2 separate regions of the Homo sapiens genome follow, and region 2 is linked to region 1. The links are chromatin loops, found by intact Hi-C in ENCODE. Cell type or tissue: GM12878. All regions are shown on one strand. Links, peaks and the distances in the headings refer to the core of each region. The heading gives the core; the rest is flanking DNA. Region 1 overlaps MEF2C-AS1 (MEF2C antisense RNA 1). Region 2 overlaps MEF2C-AS1 (MEF2C antisense RNA 1).

Region 1 (4,407 bases), core at 140-4,139:
CCACATTGTATCACTTTCATCCTTTACTTTTCTATCTTTCACACTGGGACCAATGTACTGTTAAATTTTATAGGCAGACAACCTGGGCAAAAATTTCTGAGATTGTGGAAAAATATATATATTCTGGCTATAAATTATGAAAAACTGCATCAAAATTAATAAATGTTAAAATGCCTATAAAAATAATCTCAAGCAAATATAACTTAACTCGGATGTGGTTATGTGAATTATATTTAATGTGAGATGTGAGTGCATTTTAATGTTTTATATGATGTCAGGAAGATCTGCAAAACTCTAGATCCTGAGAATGTATCAAGTTGGCTCTGTGGTACCACTACACTTTGAGAGCAAGAATTGTGTTTGACTCATTTTTATAATTCTGAAGACCAATAGTAGACACTGATATGTGGTAAGTACTTAAACACTGGCAAAGAAATGCCTGGAAATTGTAAACATTCTGTAAGTATCACATGGCTGTGTAATGGTCCATAGTAAATGAATGTAGCCAGAGAGGCAGTATATCATAGTTGTTGAGAGTGTAACATTGAAGTCCCACAAACCACAGTTGGAGTTTTGGTTTTGTCACTTATTACAAGGGCGATTTAGAGTGAGTCATATATCTCTGTAAGTCTAAATTCTCTCCTCCATTAAATGGAATAATAGTAGTATTTACCTCTTAGGATTTTCATGAGGATTAAATGAGATAATGTATGTTAAACACTTAGAATGGTTCATGGAATGAGGTAAGATTTTAATAAAAGTAGAGTTAATGTTGTCATTATTACTATAAACTAGGTAAAAGGTAGCTTTAACAAAAATTGCTACATCTATAGTATTTAAATTTTCAAATAGCTTTTATTCTTGTTAGCCAAATTTGAGGAGAGTAGAGATAAGAGGTCATAATGAATAACTTTCTCCAAATTCTCAATTCTCACCAGCAACAGATTGTAAAACAAAAAAATGCTGGAATAAGTCAGATTTTGAGGCTCTATGTAAAATTTAAAAAGTGATGGTGATAAAAGCTTTCTTATTCTCAAGATAACATGCATGAAAACAATTTGTGATTCAGGATAGCAATACGGGTATGTCTTTAAGCCAAGTAACTCATTGTGACACATTGTCCTTGCTTTCTAAAGTAGGCCTCATCTCACTTTTAATGTGTGAAAGGGGAGATTATTCAACACAGTGGTAGACACATTTTTGTTCTCAAGAACACTGAGATATCATTAATCTTCTGGCACGCCTGCAAAGGCGGGTTATGTGAATGCTAGTCTTTTGCAAGGCTATAAATAAAGTTTAAAGAGAGAAAGAGGCAGAAAGAAAAGATGTTTTCCTGAAGCTTCTATTGCCACAGTACGGACCACATTAAGGGTGCAATAACTTACCAGTAATAACACTTAAAAAATCCTCTTTTTGGGTTTTCAACATCTGTTTAGAAAAAATCCAGCCTAAAAATAGAATCTGGTCTTGTAATGTAGCTTTCTCAAATTGGGTTATCCTAAACCCTCTCTGCATTGAATGGTCACATATGACAATTTAGGGCCAGATTTGTGGCATAGCAATGGTTTATCATATATATCACATGCTTAGCATCCTGTAAAATGCTGCCATACACATTCATGTATTAGGGTATGTGTGTATGTGTGCACGTGTGTGTATGTGTGTGAAGTAGTTCCTTGTGAATGGGAAAGCTTTAGTGAAAATAATTTTTGCTTCGTTGGCTTCTGAAATGCAAAGCAAAAAATGATACACATTTTTCTTATTTTTTATATTAGGAATTTCATTCTGTTTGATAATAGACTAAATTTCATAATTATCAATGTTTAAAAATACTCTTAGGAATAACGCTTGTATTGCTAAATGCTGTTAGAGCATGCTTATGTATTATTATTACATATAATACAGACTTAATTTTCTCATCAAATTGGAATAACTGGTAGCATTTTTTGGTTCCAGCAAAGGCCTCTCTCCTACGGTCCTTCAGTGAGCAAAACTTCTCCTGACTTCATGAGAAGGTATAAAGCAATTAACACATCACAATTATTGTTTAGGGCTATTTTTATTCAACCCTATAGAGCTAAAAAAACAAAAATAAATACCTTTCTTAAAACACCAATTTCATTGCACTTTAATTATATCTTGCCATACACACTTGGAAGTTTTTTTTTTTCATAATGTTTTGGAATTTGGGACTTCCAAACAGTTTATATATGACAAACTAAAGACACTGCAATTAGAATCTCTTTGTTATTCAGTTTTTAAGGAGTTTGTGTGGCTAATTAAGAGTCAACATTTCTGGCAGTTTTTCAGGTTGAGCAAACCTTTAGATTCAAGACAGTCTGCTGACGTGGCAGTCCTGATCCTCTCATTACACTCATAACTGAACTTCAAGGGAACTCCTGAGTCTGTGGCTCTTTGCTTTGCCCTCTGAATTTGAGAGGCCTCATCTGGGGGCTTGTGATGAGACAGCCATTTCTCTACTGGTCTTTGCATGTGGCTCCACTCTCACACAGCTCACATACGGGGGGTTCATTACATTATGTAACCGATTAGGATGGAATGGGCAGTTTAAATTCCTCATCCAAGAAGCATAGGAGTAGAATTTCCATGCCATGTACGTAAAAAGCTAAAACACAGGCCTGATCTTCTCAACACAGGAGGTAAAATCCTCAGAAGCCAGCATGGCTTTTGGAGATCTAGTCCTGACCATCAAGAGGGACAGTGATGGTAATCAGATATTTTTAATAGAGTTTGAAAACTCATTGAAAATGTGAATTTAGAGAGTACAATGTGGTCCTCATTTACAGAAGAAAACAAAAAGGGAAAATAAAGAGAATAGTAATGAATATTTATGAAGTTTTTATTATACATGGTTAAATACGCAATTACCTGGTCTGTTACTGAAAATATTTTCATGAAGTATATATTACTTTCCTATGGGACACTGAAGGAAATACACTATTGTGGCAGGGTGGGTAACTTGTTTATGATCTCAAAATTACTAGGTGGTAGAGACAGGATTTGAATCCAGGTTGGTCTGATTCTGAAGTTCACATTCTTAACCAGGATCAACAGGATTCACCTACAATCAGATGGTGGTTGAAGCAAGATTTCATTTGCTGGGTTCCTCCCTTCGCCTTCAAGGAAACTTCTCCTCCTTTTTGGTGGTCCCTATTCCCATCTACTGTCCCATTGTTCACAGGTCTTATTTTACCTCATCCTTGTCCACTCCCAATAAAAATGTGAACAGAAAATAATACTAGCTAACGGTATTTCTCTGACACATGACTGTATTTTGGTAAAAATTAATACACAAAGATGTATCTAAGAGGAACAAAATGTACTTCAGACAACACGGCCACTGGAGAATGTTGGAAGACATGTAAGGATTAAGAAACTGTGTCTTCCTAGAGAGGGACTTGGGGTCTGGGGAAACTCAGTGTTTTCTACTCAAATATTTTTACACAGATAAAATCAGTCTAAAATGAACCCGAAGAGCGTATTTGTAGGCAAAAGAACTCATGAACTAAATAGCTTCAGGGGGCCAGGCGCAGTGGCTTACACCTGTAATCCCAGCACTTTGGGAGGCCGAGGTGGGTGGATCGCTTCAGGTCAGGAGTTCGAGATCAGCCTCGCCGACATGGCAAAACCCCTTCTCTACTAAAACTACAAAAATGAGCAGCCATGGTGGTGGGCACCTGTAATCCCAGTTACTCTGGAAGCTGAGGCAGAAGAATCACTTGAACCCAGGAGGTGGAGGTTGCAGTGAGCCGAGATCATGCCACTGCATTCCAGCCTGGGTGACAGAACGAGACTTTGTCATAACTAACTAACTAACTAACTAACTAACTAACTAACTAACTAACCAACTAACTAACTAAATAAATAGCTTAAGGGGAGAAATGTGGTCAGGGTGGGAAAGAATAAACCCTTTGCTTGGTGACACTAGGGTATTTTCTGAGGTTCTGAACTAATTATACAAAATCTTAGATTCTCTTCCTTCATTTCCACGCTATTCTATTCCAGTGGAAGAACTCAGAGTAGCTCACATGGCCTCAGAACACTCGCTTAAGAATGCATTTCTTCTCATTGCCCTTAAATAGAGCTGCTTCCTGCTCAAGAGGCAGAAATCTGCTGGCCCATGGTAAGATAATCGCAAGTCTGCTTGAGATGACTTCTTCCCTATTGGTGATGATACAGAGCTCTTTATTTTAAAGCTAATATTTACTGACACTATCTTAGGGAACCCTAATATAAACTTGCTAAGTTTTCAAGTGTATAGAGAAAAAACTGTGAAGAAATAGTAAAATAATTTCTGAAAAATATCATAAAATAGAGAAAAAATTATTGCCTATAATCTCAGTACTCTAATATACCAATTGATATACTTTGTAGCCTTCTAAGTTT
Region 2 (4,407 bases), core at 227-4,226, 51 kb after region 1:
TAGGAAAAATAATAGAGCATAAGCAAATACTTTTCCCAAAATTAACACATTAAATCTGATCAGCAACCACAGTGATGGAAAGAGGCCATTGCTATTCTCGACTAGTAAGGAAAAGAAACCAAACCAAGGAGATAGGGTTTATTGCCAAATATAAAACTAATTTTAAGACAAAATGCTAGTAAAATTATGCCAAACAGTTTTTTAAAAGAAAATTGAATATTGACTAGAATTTTAAGTGGTGTTTTGTTTAATGAAATCTCAGTGTTAATAAGTTTCTTTTTTAAACAAAAACAAAAACAAAACAAAAAACAAACAAAAGACAGCAAGATCTTTTGAGTTTGGTTTCCTACCAGGTTAGCCTTGAGAGACAGGTTGGCCATAGGGGCTTAACTGTTCTAGCCTCCATCTTTGTGATGTAATTGTTTTGAGTCTCTAGGAGAATATGTGAGAAATACAGGAGAGCAGATCTATAAAGTACACTTTGTTCTCTCCAGTGGATCCTTAAGGTTTCATGATTTCACCTCTTCATTATCACTTGTTTGACTTTATCATCAAGATTAATTTGTTCTTCCAAATGGATTATTCAAGTTTATTTTAAAAATCTGTGTATTTTCCTTTTCTGTAGATTCTCCAAAATAGCTATAAGAGAAGGGCCACTAAAAGGCTTCAATTTTGCTGAATTGTTGGCATCTGAGTTATGTGACTTATTTGCACAGGGAAATATGTTGGGTTTTCAGGAGAATTCATGGCTTGTCTTTTTTTTTAACTGCCTAGTAAGACTTGCAATGTGACATTTGACTTTGAAAAAAGATACTGCACTAACAATTTTAAATTGATTAGTATGTACACAGCTACTTCTAATTTTTTGGACAAAAGAAAGGAGTACAATCTTTGGCTTTGAAATCATACTATTTGAAGTGATACATTTAGACTTGATACAAAATACAGAAATGTTTTTAATTCCATACTTCTCTAAACTGCTTGGACCAAAATATATTGTTCTTTTTTTTTTTAATTGATTATCTATAGAGTGAGTGGGGAGAATATGACATTGTGGCTAATTATTCATTAGCTGTCTTATTTTTTCCTGGAAAATTCTATGTATGACAGGAACTAATAATTAAAAAATAAAATTCGAAGTAAATAGAAGAAAAGATTAATTTGTTTTGTGCCACATATGGGCATAGTTGTGGGTTACTGTTGTAGGGACACAGCTCTTGAAAAATGTATTCATTGTTCCTCAATATTTTAATTGGATTATTTATATTTATTTACATAAATAAAAAATTACCCTTTTATAAAAAAATTCATAGCAAAATATGATAATACCATTGTTCAACTTTTGTAAAACAGAATTATGCTATATAACTGTTTCAGTTACAAGTCTAATTTATAAATCTCTCTGAAATATTTATGTTACTTAATGAATAGATCACAGAAAGGTTTCCTAAAACATTTCCCATTGATTTTTAACCTAAGTTACTTCATATTTTATTTTGGGTGGTCTCCAATTACAAATTCATTTGTAAGTTGTTGTTTTGTAAAACAATTTAATCCTGGCATGTAACTTAATTCAGAATTCAATCAGGCTGATTCTATAATATGTTAAAGAGAAAGTACACCGATATGACAAATATGACTTTTACAGAAAAAATTTAGGATCTGTCCTTGGAAGGAACTCTACTGCTTTATAGGTGTAGAAAGTGAGAGCTGACAAGAAATTCCTCTGGATCTTAGGAAAACAAACGAACCATAAAAAGTATTATACTTATAACTATTATGTATCATTCCGACAATTTAGTACAGCATTATAAGAAAGATGACATATCAGCCAATCTCATTTTTAATCCAATTATATTTAAGAAAGCAGAGCACATACATATAGCTGTACAGCAAGCAGTAAAAAGGAGAGAACTGTGTTTCTCTCATGCACACACATATTTGAATGGACATAAACATGGGAATAATAGGCACCATGGGCTACTAGACTGGGGAGGGAGGGTGGGTATGGGTTGAAAAACTACCTATTGTTTACTATATTCATTACTTGGGTGATAGGATCTGGACCCCAAACCTCAGCATGACCCAATATACCAAGCCTGTATATGTACCCTTTTATCTAAAATAAAAGTTGAATTGTTTTTTAAAAGAAAGGAAGAAAAGCCTCATGGTAATTTTAGTTTGCTGATCATAGTTTTAACTATGAGTAGTGGAAGGGTGTGGAGCCTGGGGGTGGATCACATCTTGTGGTTGTCTTTACCACAGTCAGCTCAGGGGGCAGGGACTGGGAGGGCAGGATGGTACATAGACCCTGGAAGCTAGCCAGCCATGGCCATTAATTAACTTGAATGACTACATTTCAGAATTTGTGAGGTACAAAGTACTTTAAGTTTCTGAGAAAATGAAGACTTTAAAATCTTCTACAGTTTTCCAATCTGCTCATTAAGTATTCACATTTATAGGCAGTTCAACCCTATCTGTGAAAGAGAAAAATTTTCTAAATATTGAAAAGTGGCTTGGTGTTAGTGAAACTATAATACACAGTAAAGACCACAGTGTGAATAGTTTAAAGTGACCAAAAAGAGAATCGAAAGAATTGAACCCCTGACCTTAACCAGATTGAGTAGATATTATCTCATAAGAAAGGAAATGAATTTGCAGATGACTTCCCAATATACTGGATTACAGAGTGTCTCACAAATCCCTTACTCAGGTAAAAGAGTGATCGTGGTGACTGACAATAATGTTCCTCATTTGAAGGAAGGTCTCCCTGAGTTGAAAACAAAATCATCTGGCAAAATAGGGTGATAGTCTTATTTTAAGACAACAGAATTCAGTGTGATACTTCTGTTAAAAAAAATTGTAGAATGCACTTAATACCTCAAATTGAATGAATTGCATGGTAATAATTATCTCTCTATGTATTCTAGCCAGTTAGTGAAAATGATTCCTTTATAGACAGGCTAATTGGATTATACATAGAACAATTCAAGATATCTAAAACTATTAGGCTATCGATCAATTGATATGACTCCTGATACTTGAAATAAGTAAAATTGCCAAAGTCAAAGCCAAAGCCATTTTGGCTGCTTCTCCAACTGTGAAAGTCATTAAAATAAAATTATCTCAAGACCCAATTACTTCATGGATGTATTTTAATGGTTATTGTTTTGTTAATCATTTTATTGCAATTAAAAGCTTGCTAAATAGTTCTTTTTAAGTGTCCCAACATTTTTCTTAAACTTGGGTGATTCTGCAATGGAGGTTTTTTGTAGATCAGTGCCTAATCTGTCCACTTTTTATCCTATACATCAATATCATTGTGGAAAAAAAGATTCTATTTTTTCTTGGTTTAGATGGAAAATTTAAATACCAATGTCAGATGACAAAACACTTAATCAATAGGCAGTTTATGTCTTTACAGTGAAAGAAATCCCAGGGCAAAATAAAGGAAAATGGGGGACTATTTTGAAACCTTGAGGGTAATAGCCAGCTAACAATGGTTGGAGTTAAAGCTTGGTCGTGGTAAAACATGCTTCTAGGTGCCATGTTCCAGGAAAGGTGGAGAGATAGTTGGTGTGAGATAGGCAAAGAGGGTGTGAATTTCAAAGACTAGCTTTCTTATGAACAAAAACATCGTAGTTCTCAAACATAGATTTCATCTTTTATTTATTCAATAAACTTTCATTGAACATTTACTACATACCAAGAAATTCATATGTGATACAACCCAAAGGTGATTTAGACAGATATGTGACTTTAAAGAACTCTTCCTCCTGAAAGGAAATAAACAGTCATGTGCAATGCAATAAATATGATAGTAGGAATATGAACAAAGTAGTAATTTATCAAATAGAGCTGTTTTCAGGATGCATACGGCATCGAAAATCCTTAACAAGAAAAATGTATTTTCCCTGATTGAAAAAAGAGTGTCACTATGTATTGGTAGTTATATTTCACAGGGAGTAAGAGTGTGGGAATTTTCAGGGAAGTGGATGGAGTGGGAATTTTCAGGGAAGTGGATGTATTTTAGGCAACATATAAGGTAGAAAAGTGCATTGTACATCTCCAGAGAAGGAAGGGAATGGGGGAAATGGGGAAGATGGGAGGGGAGTCCAGGAAGATGTGAGTCTGAAAGGCTGGGTCACTAAGGGCATTGTTCCTTATTTCTAAGGAGATTCAGATTGGTACTATAGGCAAGTGGAAATCATTGGAGAATTTTAACTTTGAGTGCATGGTCAGAATTTTGTTCTGGGAAAATCATTCCTACGGCAATTAGAAGATGAGTGGAGGCTGGTAACAGGGAATTAGGAGGTTATGACAGATGATGAGAGTCTTTACCTGGGAAGATGAAGAGGAATTGGAAATAGATGAAAAGTTAAGAGTAAAATGATGGTGATGAATGAA

The links. Hi-C counts contacts between places; a loop is a spot of excess contacts. Peaks named below come from ENCODE experiments on the same cell type or tissue, not always from the same donor. Only the 100,000 strongest peaks of a DNase experiment are listed, where the experiment ranks them.
Region 2: it touches region 1 in a loop (4-fold over the local background); 1 of 110 quality-filtered maps calls a loop at or near these places.

Annotation. Positions count from the first base shown.
Region 1 is chr5:89,063,722-89,068,128 of GRCh38, forward strand. All of the region lies in intron 3 of MEF2C-AS1 (MEF2C antisense RNA 1), which reads left to right. Among named protein-coding and RNA genes, the nearest start is that of MEF2C-AS1, 180 kb to the left of the region's middle. In GM12878, for the core only: no CTCF peak of the experiment used is centred there; DNase peaks (open chromatin) are centred at 484 and 2,410; H3K27ac peaks cover 923 bases.
Region 2 is chr5:89,114,935-89,119,341 of GRCh38, forward strand. All of the region lies in intron 4 of MEF2C-AS1 (MEF2C antisense RNA 1), which reads left to right. Among named protein-coding and RNA genes, the nearest start is that of MEF2C-AS1, 230 kb to the left of the region's middle. In GM12878, for the core only: no CTCF peak of the experiment used is centred there; DNase peaks (open chromatin) are centred at 2,447 and 2,507.